Linked DNA regions of Homo sapiens: region 1 is linked to region 2. Evidence: chromatin contacts called from ENCODE Hi-C or POLR2A ChIA-PET data. All regions are on one chromosome and are shown on one strand. Each heading gives the region's core, a stretch centred on a gene start or an enhancer-like site at or near the end of the contact. The rest is flanking DNA. Distances are from core to core; before and after follow the strand shown. Region 1 overlaps RASSF6 (Ras association domain family member 6). Region 2 holds the start of MTHFD2L (methylenetetrahydrofolate dehydrogenase (NADP+ dependent) 2 like).

Region 1 (4,225 bases), core at 292-2,791, 580 kb before region 2:
CCTAATTGCTAAAAGAGTACATTTTTAAATGTTCTCACCACAAAGAAATTATAAGAGGTTATGGATATGTTAATTAGCTTGATTTAATAATTCCATAATGTATACATATATAATAATATAATATTGTACCCCATAAATACATACAATTATTATTTGTCAATTAAAAATAAAATAAAAAGACGTAAGTCACTAAGTCCAGCCCATTTTCAGGATGAGGAAGATTAAGCTTCATCTCTTCAAAGGAGAAGAATCAGACTTTATGGATATAAAACTACCACAGAAGTGATGTTAATGTCTCATTTGAATAATTGATTTGAAATTTTTTGCATTTGGTAGAACTCTGTGCTTGCATGTGCTTGTTACTTTTTTGTTCATAAGTTTTAAATAATAACTTTACTATTTCCTGATGTAAAAAGTAACAAATATAAACTATAGAACACTTAATACAGATAGGGAAGTTAGAAAAACATGAATCACTCATAATTCTACAATGCAGATATAGCCATTTTTAACATGTTTTTATTTCTTGTGTGTATATATATGCAAATATTAGTGTTCACACACACAAATACATATATATATACACACACATACATATATAATATATATGCCTTAAGTACATAATAAATATTTTGGAACATGTGTATGTGTATATTCTTATTTAGATATATAAGAATTTACCCCTGTAATTAAAATTACTTGGAAACAGAATTTTAATGGCTACATAACAATATACAAATAAATGTTTATTTCCCTCTTTTTTTTTTTTTAGAGACGGAGTCTTGCTCTGTCGTCCAGGCTGGAGAGCAGTGGCGCCATCTCGGCTCATGCAACCTCCGCCTCCCGGGTTCAAGCGATTCTCCTGCCTCAGCCTCCCGAGTAGCTGGCATTATAGGTGCCTGCCATTGCACCCGGCTCATTTTTTGTATTTTTAGTAGAGGCAGGGTTTCACCATGTTGGCCAGGCTGGTCTCGAAATCCCAACCTCAAGTGATCCACCTACCTTGGCCTCCTAAAGTGCTGGGATTACAGGCGTGAGCCACCGTCCATGGCCTATTTCCCTCTTTCATCTTTTAAAATAATTTTCTGAACATTTAGGCTTTTTATTTCCTTTTGTCACAATAAATAACAATATAAAACATATCTTTGCAGAATGTCTTTGTATCTCTGGTTATTTTCATATGATAGGATCTTACAAGTAGAATTATAGGATAAACAGACTACTAAATTGCCTTCAAGAAAAATTATATCTATTTGTATTTTTACCAGAAGTTTGAGTCCCCATCTCATGGTGATTTATTGAGTATTTAATGTTATCATTTCTTAATCTTTGCTAATAGGCCAAAATGTGTATTTATTTATTTATTTTACTTTGTACTTCGGTGGCATGTCAGTTATTATTTTACTGTCTCTCAGCTCCACATTCACTGTTGGTTGCCCGCTCCGTGAAAATAGATATAGACTCTTGAAATGTTTCCTTTGCAGCTTGCATGATGGCATACTTTGTCAGTAGAGGGCGCTGGAGACACACTGCAAGAGGAAGGGGTCTTTCCTGATTCCTCCAGGCTGACAGGCCAGGCTACTGGAGAGCAGGCTTTTTTCCTTCACTACTTTGCCTGGAGTGGTTTCTGCAGTGCTGGTTGCCTGTAGGGTGCAGCTTTCTCCAGCATTTCTCCACTTGCTTCTCTAGCTTTTGCTTTGGGCAGTGGTGGTATAACCTGGAGCCACAGTGCAAGCCGGTCCTGAAGCTCCAATTGCTGCTCTCCATTTCTTCTCTTCAGCTGGGTGCACACTCATACAGAGGACCCTGCTGGGCTGGCCAACTACTGAGCCACTTGCCTGAGCTTTGTCTTGTGCAGTCTCGTCACACAAAGTTATGCTAGGTTCCTGCAAAGTAGGTCCCTCCGGCTCCTAATCCCAACAGTGCCTCGAACAGAACCCGTGACTCCTTCTTTGTGCTTACCCTTTGGCAAAGCCCCAAGTCCCTCTGCATATCTGCCCACCTGCCTCAGCTGGTCCACACCTAGGGGGTTGGCTGTACCAGCTTGTCCAGTATCTGTGGTCCTGCTCTGGCCTGGGCAAGCCAGCAAACTTCTCTCCAGTGGGCTGCAACCACACCTTCTCCAGTGAATTCTGAAACCCTCATTCCTGCCTTTCCTTGTTAGGATTCTTTCCCTCAGCCTTAGGGTACCTTCTCTTTTCATCTTTATTATTATTCTCCTATCATAGCTTAATTATTATTTATATTAAACTTTCCCTGTTTAAATTACTACCTTGTTTCTGTCTTCTGATTGATACAGACTAACACAGTTGTTCACTGTTAAGATACGACTTTTTTCATATACTTAGTGGCCATTTGCATTCTCTCTTCTGTGATTTTTCTTTTCATATCTACCTTTTTTTTCTATGTAAGACTTGGTTCTTCTCTTATACATTTCAGTCTATTGAAGACTAACCTTTTGTCATGTTCATGGCAGGTACATGACACTAGTTTTTTATAAGTATGTTGAATTTTAACTATTACATTTGCCTCATTTAAGTGAGATGAGACTATTTTCTTATTAATATTGACAGGTGAAAGAATAGCGATGCAAGCCTCTGGTTTACTCAGTAAGAGAGACTTCTTAGGCTTGAAAAGGCCATAGCACACTTTCACCTTCAACCAGTTTAGGTTTGGTAATACTGAGAAGTAATGCCTTTGTCTTAAAAATGTTTCATATTTTAATATTGTTAATCTTCCAGTTGGGTTTACTGCATATAATCTCATTCCTTAGTACATGTAATATGATCAATTTACTACAATGCTTATGAGGAATGCAAATGGAATTAGTTTACAGAATGAAAGAATGTTGCATATAATTCCATTTTAATACAGAATTTATAAATAAAATCATAGTTTATACTTATAGCATTTCTTCATTTTTAGTGTTTTTTTTTCAAGTGGGTTAAACAGATCTGTGAGTACCTTGAGAGTTGTCATGTAGAATAAGATGCTAAGAGGGCAGAGTTTGGGATTCCCTATGTAACTTCAGCTACAACAGCCTTGCTTTATCCATTGTATTCATTCAGCAACAAATAGGTATTTGTGGGCCAAGTCTTACTTTAGCCGATGTAATATGTCTATGTGATATAAACATTTTTTTGAAAAATAAATAAAGAAAAAGTTCAATTAACTTAAAAAAGAGCTTAAGAAAAGCTTTGAACTGATGAAAGGTCTTTCATCAGCAGAAGAGAGAGAATAAAAGGGCTGGGGGGAGGTTCAGAAAATTTCAATTAGGATTTCTTAACAGAGTCCATAATTTTTCCTTTCCAAAGGCCAGACAGCTCTGATGTTACAGATAGTCAGAAGTCAACAGGCCATTTAAGATAGTCCTAGATTTTATGAAAATGCCAGAGTTTTCAAGAAGCTACTGTCACTATCAGGTAGATTCCTTGATGGTGTAAGACTGTATTTCTTTTTCATTCCAAGAACTGGCAGCTTCTTTTTTCTGAGTCATTTCTGAATCCATTGATTATGTTTCAGTTCTCTTGAGAGTCCAAGCTAAATGAAGTTTAAACTGCTTATCTGAAGACACCATTTAAATTTGAGTTCATTACATGGTTTACTATAAAAGCTATTTGGCATATGCAGTATTCAAGCTTATTTCAGTTACTGAAACTAAACTCAAACTCATTTTGTCCAACTGTGAACCCTAATTAACCTCATCACTTCAAAAAGAAATGAGCTTTTTTTGACATTCAATTTTCTACGATTCAAGTCTCATATATGTTCGTATAAATGCAAGTACAGAACTTATGCATTCATCAAAGAGTAATATCTCTGAGTTTTTTGAAATGTTTTAGCAATAGAAGCTTGTACTGCTAAACTGTTGTCTCTGTTTTTATTACTAGTTTATTTTGAAGACATTTCAGTATAATCGCCTTTTCTTTATTGAATCTGAAAATGAGAAGAAGAAAGACTATTAAAAATTGGACATATTTTGTGCATTGGACATATTAAAGAACGGAGTATCCAATGTGCATGCTCTTGACTTACTTTGTTACTATTCTTTGAATCTCTCTTTTCTCTTCTTCATTTAATCTTTGAAGAATGGATTCCAAGAGAGAAAAGTGAAAGTTAATGTACTGAGCCACCTAAGAAAGAAGAAGAAGAAAAAAAAAAGAAAGCAGAACAATTATGCAAGAGGTGCTGAGTCAGGAGGGAAGCAAAAAACAGATTCAGGGTG
Region 2 (4,192 bases), core at 1,275-3,774:
TGAAAGCATGTCAAACTTTAGGTAAAACATTAAAAAAGAAACAAATCTGTTAACAAATGAATGTCTGCAATAAAGAACATTAGATTTTTAAAATCTATTATCATACAAAAATATAAAGGGTAAATAGAATCTTTGTTGATAAAATATGAGGTAGCATGGATTCACCCCTTTATTGTCTGAGAAATGCAACAGGAGTAAAGAATATTTCCTTACCACAAATAATTTTCAGGATGATGTACATATTTCTTTTTGAAATACTTGTTTAAACAAATGTCCCTCCACTTTTTAGTACTGAAAAAGCCATTCCATGTGATTTAAAAAAAAAAAAAAACACTTTTACACATCTAGATAAAATGTGTAAAATGTTTGTATGTATTTAGAACATACAAACAAAATTTAATATCTTATTTTTCTATGCAAGTCTTGTGGAGAATAAACAGAGTCTTGATTCTGATAACACTGCAGAAAACATAATTTTCCAATGTGAATAATATTTTTTAATATGGTATACTTTGTTTCCCTCTTCCTGTTGTAAAGTTCTGTAGGTTTTGACAAATGCATAGTGTCACGTGTCTAACATTACAGTATCATACAAAATAGTTTCACTGTCCTAAAAACCCTCTGTGCTACACACTATTCAAACCTCCACCCTATCTTCTTAACCTTTGGCAACCACTGATCTTTTAACTGACTCTATAATTTTGCCTTTTATAGAATGCCATATAATAAAAATCATGCAGTATGTAGCCTTTTCAGACTACCTTCCTTCACTTATCAGTATGTATTTAAGATTCATCTACGTCTTTTTATGGCTTGGTAGCTTGCTCCTTTTCACTGATGAATAATATCCCATTGTATGAATATTTCACCGCTTATTTAAGAACATCTTGGTTTCTGGAGAATATGAATAAAGATGCTATAAACATTCATATGGTGGTTTATTGCAGACATATTTTAAAATCAGTTGGGTAAATACATAGGAACATGGTTGCTGGATTGCATGGTTAAATGATATTTAGCTTTGTAAGAATCTGCCAAACTGTCTTCCAAAGTGACTGAATCATTTTTTTATTCACCAACAATGAATGAGAGTTCCTGTTGCCACACATCCTTGCCAGCATTTCGTATTATCAATTTTTTGGACTTCAGCGGTTCTAATGGGAGTGTAGTGGTATCTCACTGTTGTTTTAATTTGTATTTCCTTAATGATAAATGATATTGAATATTTTTCCATTTTTTTTGACCTCTGTATGCCTTTTTTGGTGGGTGTTTTCAGATCTTTTGCTCACTTTTAACTGAGTTGCTTTTCTTTTTTCTTTAATTGTTGAGTTTCAAGAGTTCTTCGTATATTTTGGGTGTAAGTCTTGTAAAAATGTTTTGCGAATATTTTCTCCCAGTATGTGATTTGTTTCTTTATTAACAGTGTCTTTTGCATGGCAGAAGTTTAAATTGTTTTTTTCTTTTATGAATTGTGATTTAAGTGTTTTATCTAAAGTCTCATTGCCAAACCCAAGGTCACCTAGATTTTTTCCTGTATTTTCTTCTAGGCTGCTTATTTGTGTCAAATGGATTTAGATCAGCCAGGAAAGAGTAGGGTATCCCATTCTTATTGATATGATTTTAAAGAGCATATTTTCTGACAGTCTATGATTTTAAAAAACAAGTTTTCTCAGTAAAAGTGCAGCTATGAAAGACGTTGTTCTGACTCAACAGCAGCAGCCTGACCTTGGGAGAAAAGTTGTTTCCTGTTAACTTCCCAGCTGGTTTTATCTGTGACTGTTTTTTGTGTGTCTGTCTTAATTTGCAAAATGAATGGACAGTCTAATGTTTTACTTTTTCAGAGGGAGCAGATATTTTGCTTCCTCACCACACAAGCTCACCACACAATGCAGGGTTCTTAGCCTGCATCGACTTGATCATAACTCAGGAAAAGACAGATATTGGTCAATATTTCCTTCCAAAAGTGGAGATGATAAAGTAGAAGTATAGAAATCCTAAAGTCCAGACCTTCCTTGTTCAGCCAGGTTTTGCTCCTTCTCCACACACCTTTGTTCTTTTCTCCAACTTCCAAGGAATCTCACAAAGGAAGTGGGAAACAATGAACCTATTACTTCTTTCCTGCTTTAAATCCAATTCCACGTAGTCACGGAGACTGTTGGGCAGGATCTCTGGCTTGGTGGAAAGTGGGGCGTGCTGCCTAAAGTGATAGTTTGGAGGCCTTCTCTGTGCCGTCGCTATGGGAATGCCAGCTATATGTTGGCTGGGTGCGGGGCCCAGTCGCCAGGCCACACTGCACGCTTCCACATCCTCAGAGGGCCCGGGACTTGGGTCCTGGCCCCGCCCCCTGCGGACCCGGCACTCTGTCAGTTCCGTCCCCGGTCCTGGGAACCGCTCTTTACCCCACTCTGCGTGTCTGCCGGAACCTGGCTGGGAAGCGCTACTTGCTGCCCTGCCAGCCCGGGTGAGGGCGGAGCCAGGCCTCCAGCCGCGAGGACTGGAGTCGCGGGAGGTGGAGCCCCAGTCCGGAAGCCGGGGATCCGCGGCCATGACGGTGCCGGTCCGCGGCTTCTCGCTGCTCCGCGGCCGCCTTGGCCGAGCGCCGGCGTTGGGCAGAAGCACAGCACCCTCCGTAAGGGCACCGGGAGAGCCCGGGAGTGCGTTCCGGGGCTTTCGGAGCAGCGGTGTGAGGTACGAGGGCTGCGGGCGCCGGGTGCGGAGCCGCTGGCGGTGGGAGGTCGGCGGGGGCGCGGGCGGCGCTCGCGCGCGTGGGGCCCAAGGCTCGTGGGCGGCCGCGCGGCGGCGGGCTGGGTCGAGGACAGCCTTGTCTGTGAGGTGGCCTTGCCGGTCGCGCGGGCGAGTCGCAGTTGCCTCAGCTTGGGGAACGAAAACGTGCTCTGCTCTGGGCTCTCGCACCAGAATGTTCCATCTTTGCAGCAGGTGCACTTGATTTAGGAAGACATTTGAGGCACTAAGAAAAGGTAGTATAAAAACACGTGGTCGGCTTGGTCAAACATTTGTTTTTACTTTGGTTATTTTAGTGTTTCGTAAATAAAGGAGTAGGCGTTGTGCAGATGACTTACTAATGTTTGCGTTTCTGAATTCCTTTGTTAATAGTGTTGTCTAAGTCTTTTCCAACTCTAAAATTATTTATGGTTTCACAAAACCAAATATCAATCCAGATTTCTCAGTCTTTTCATGTATGGCTCTCCCTCCCTAAACCTCTGTCAGGTGATGAGACTTAGATTCATTACATGTCTTGGTTGCTGGCAAGAACCATGCAAATACAACAGGGTACGCACTCTTCTATCTTATGCTTTACCAGTCTTAGTTGCAAAATCCGTCTTAACAAGATGAAAATATATCTTCTTGACCCAGAGCTTGTGAGTCCAGAAGAGCCTCTGTTTTCAGACTTTCAGGGCTTCCAGAAATGCGCTTTCATTGCCATTTTACGTCCAAAATTGTGTCTCACTCGAGTTTTTGTATCCGCCAGTGCCCAGCACAATCCCTAGAAAAGCAATGACTGGTAACGTGGAAACTTAGATACTGTTTATTTAATTTAAATCAGTTAACTCCCTATTGTGTACATTTAGATCTTAGTCTCGAGTGTCTGAATTTAAAAATTACTTCCTATAGGATTTGCTTTGGACATAATTTCTTGTGACTAGGTCTTCCACAAGGATATGTGAGAAAATAACAGTGAATCAGAGTTGTGTAAGCTGTAGTAGGTTGGGTAAGAATGTTCCACTTAGTTTGGAACTACCAGCTAGATCTACTACCTAGGAAAAGCAGATTCTGTAGAATTCTATTTGTTTTAAAGAATTGAGGAAATTATTTGCCGTCACTCTAAATTACTTGTTTGTATCATTATTTTTTGAATTTCAGTTGTTTTAGGGGTGCTTTTCAGGGTGAGGATAACTTGTTTCAAATAGTACAACTTGATTAATTTCCCTGTCAGCTTGCTGTAAACAACTCCATCTCCCCATCTTCTCCATGACCTGCATACATTGAATGGAAGTCATTACAAACAACAGTTACAACCCCAAAATTTGGTTGTAGCCCCTTGCTTTGTACACACACACCAACTCATGTAGAATTCAAAACTTTTAAGTTACACATAATGACCTCTTTATAATTTAAAATAGTTGAGTGCAAAGGTTTTGGAAAGCTATTATCCCTATGCACTGTAAGAGTT

The links. Hi-C counts contacts between places; a loop is a spot of excess contacts on that map. ChIA-PET counts read pairs that join two places held with the same protein, here RNA polymerase II (POLR2A). Pooled maps may share reads with other maps.
Region 1: a loop to region 2 is called in a map with no recorded cell type, with 2.7 times the contacts of the local background. The contact joins the enhancer-like site here to the promoter of MTHFD2L in region 2. A Hi-C loop is called at or near these places in 2 of 168 maps with a recorded cell type or tissue (OCI-LY7 and prostate gland), 5 of 37 single-sample maps with no recorded cell type and 1 of 50 pooled maps. POLR2A ChIA-PET finds 5 or more read pairs at or near these places in 1 of 52 experiments (PC-9).

Annotation. Positions count from the first base shown.
Region 1 is chr4:73,572,375-73,576,599 of GRCh38, forward strand. RASSF6 (Ras association domain family member 6) reads right to left here. Exons shown (of 11, transcript NM_177532.5): 10 at 4,036-4,133; 11 at 1-3,936. The coding sequence ends at 3,861. Among named protein-coding and RNA genes, the nearest start is that of RASSF6, 46 kb to the right of the region's middle. Within about 2 kb of position 1,542, at least 2 of the 41 ENCODE cell types and tissues checked have a DNase peak (open chromatin) inside an H3K27ac peak, as active enhancers do; they include OCI-LY7, where a contact is called at or near this core.
Region 2 is chr4:74,155,594-74,159,785 of GRCh38, forward strand. MTHFD2L (methylenetetrahydrofolate dehydrogenase (NADP+ dependent) 2 like) reads left to right here and starts at 2,525. Exons shown (of 8, transcript NM_001144978.3): 1 at 2,525-2,688. The coding sequence starts at 2,546. RefSeq lists enhancers at 1,664-2,422, 2,423-3,179.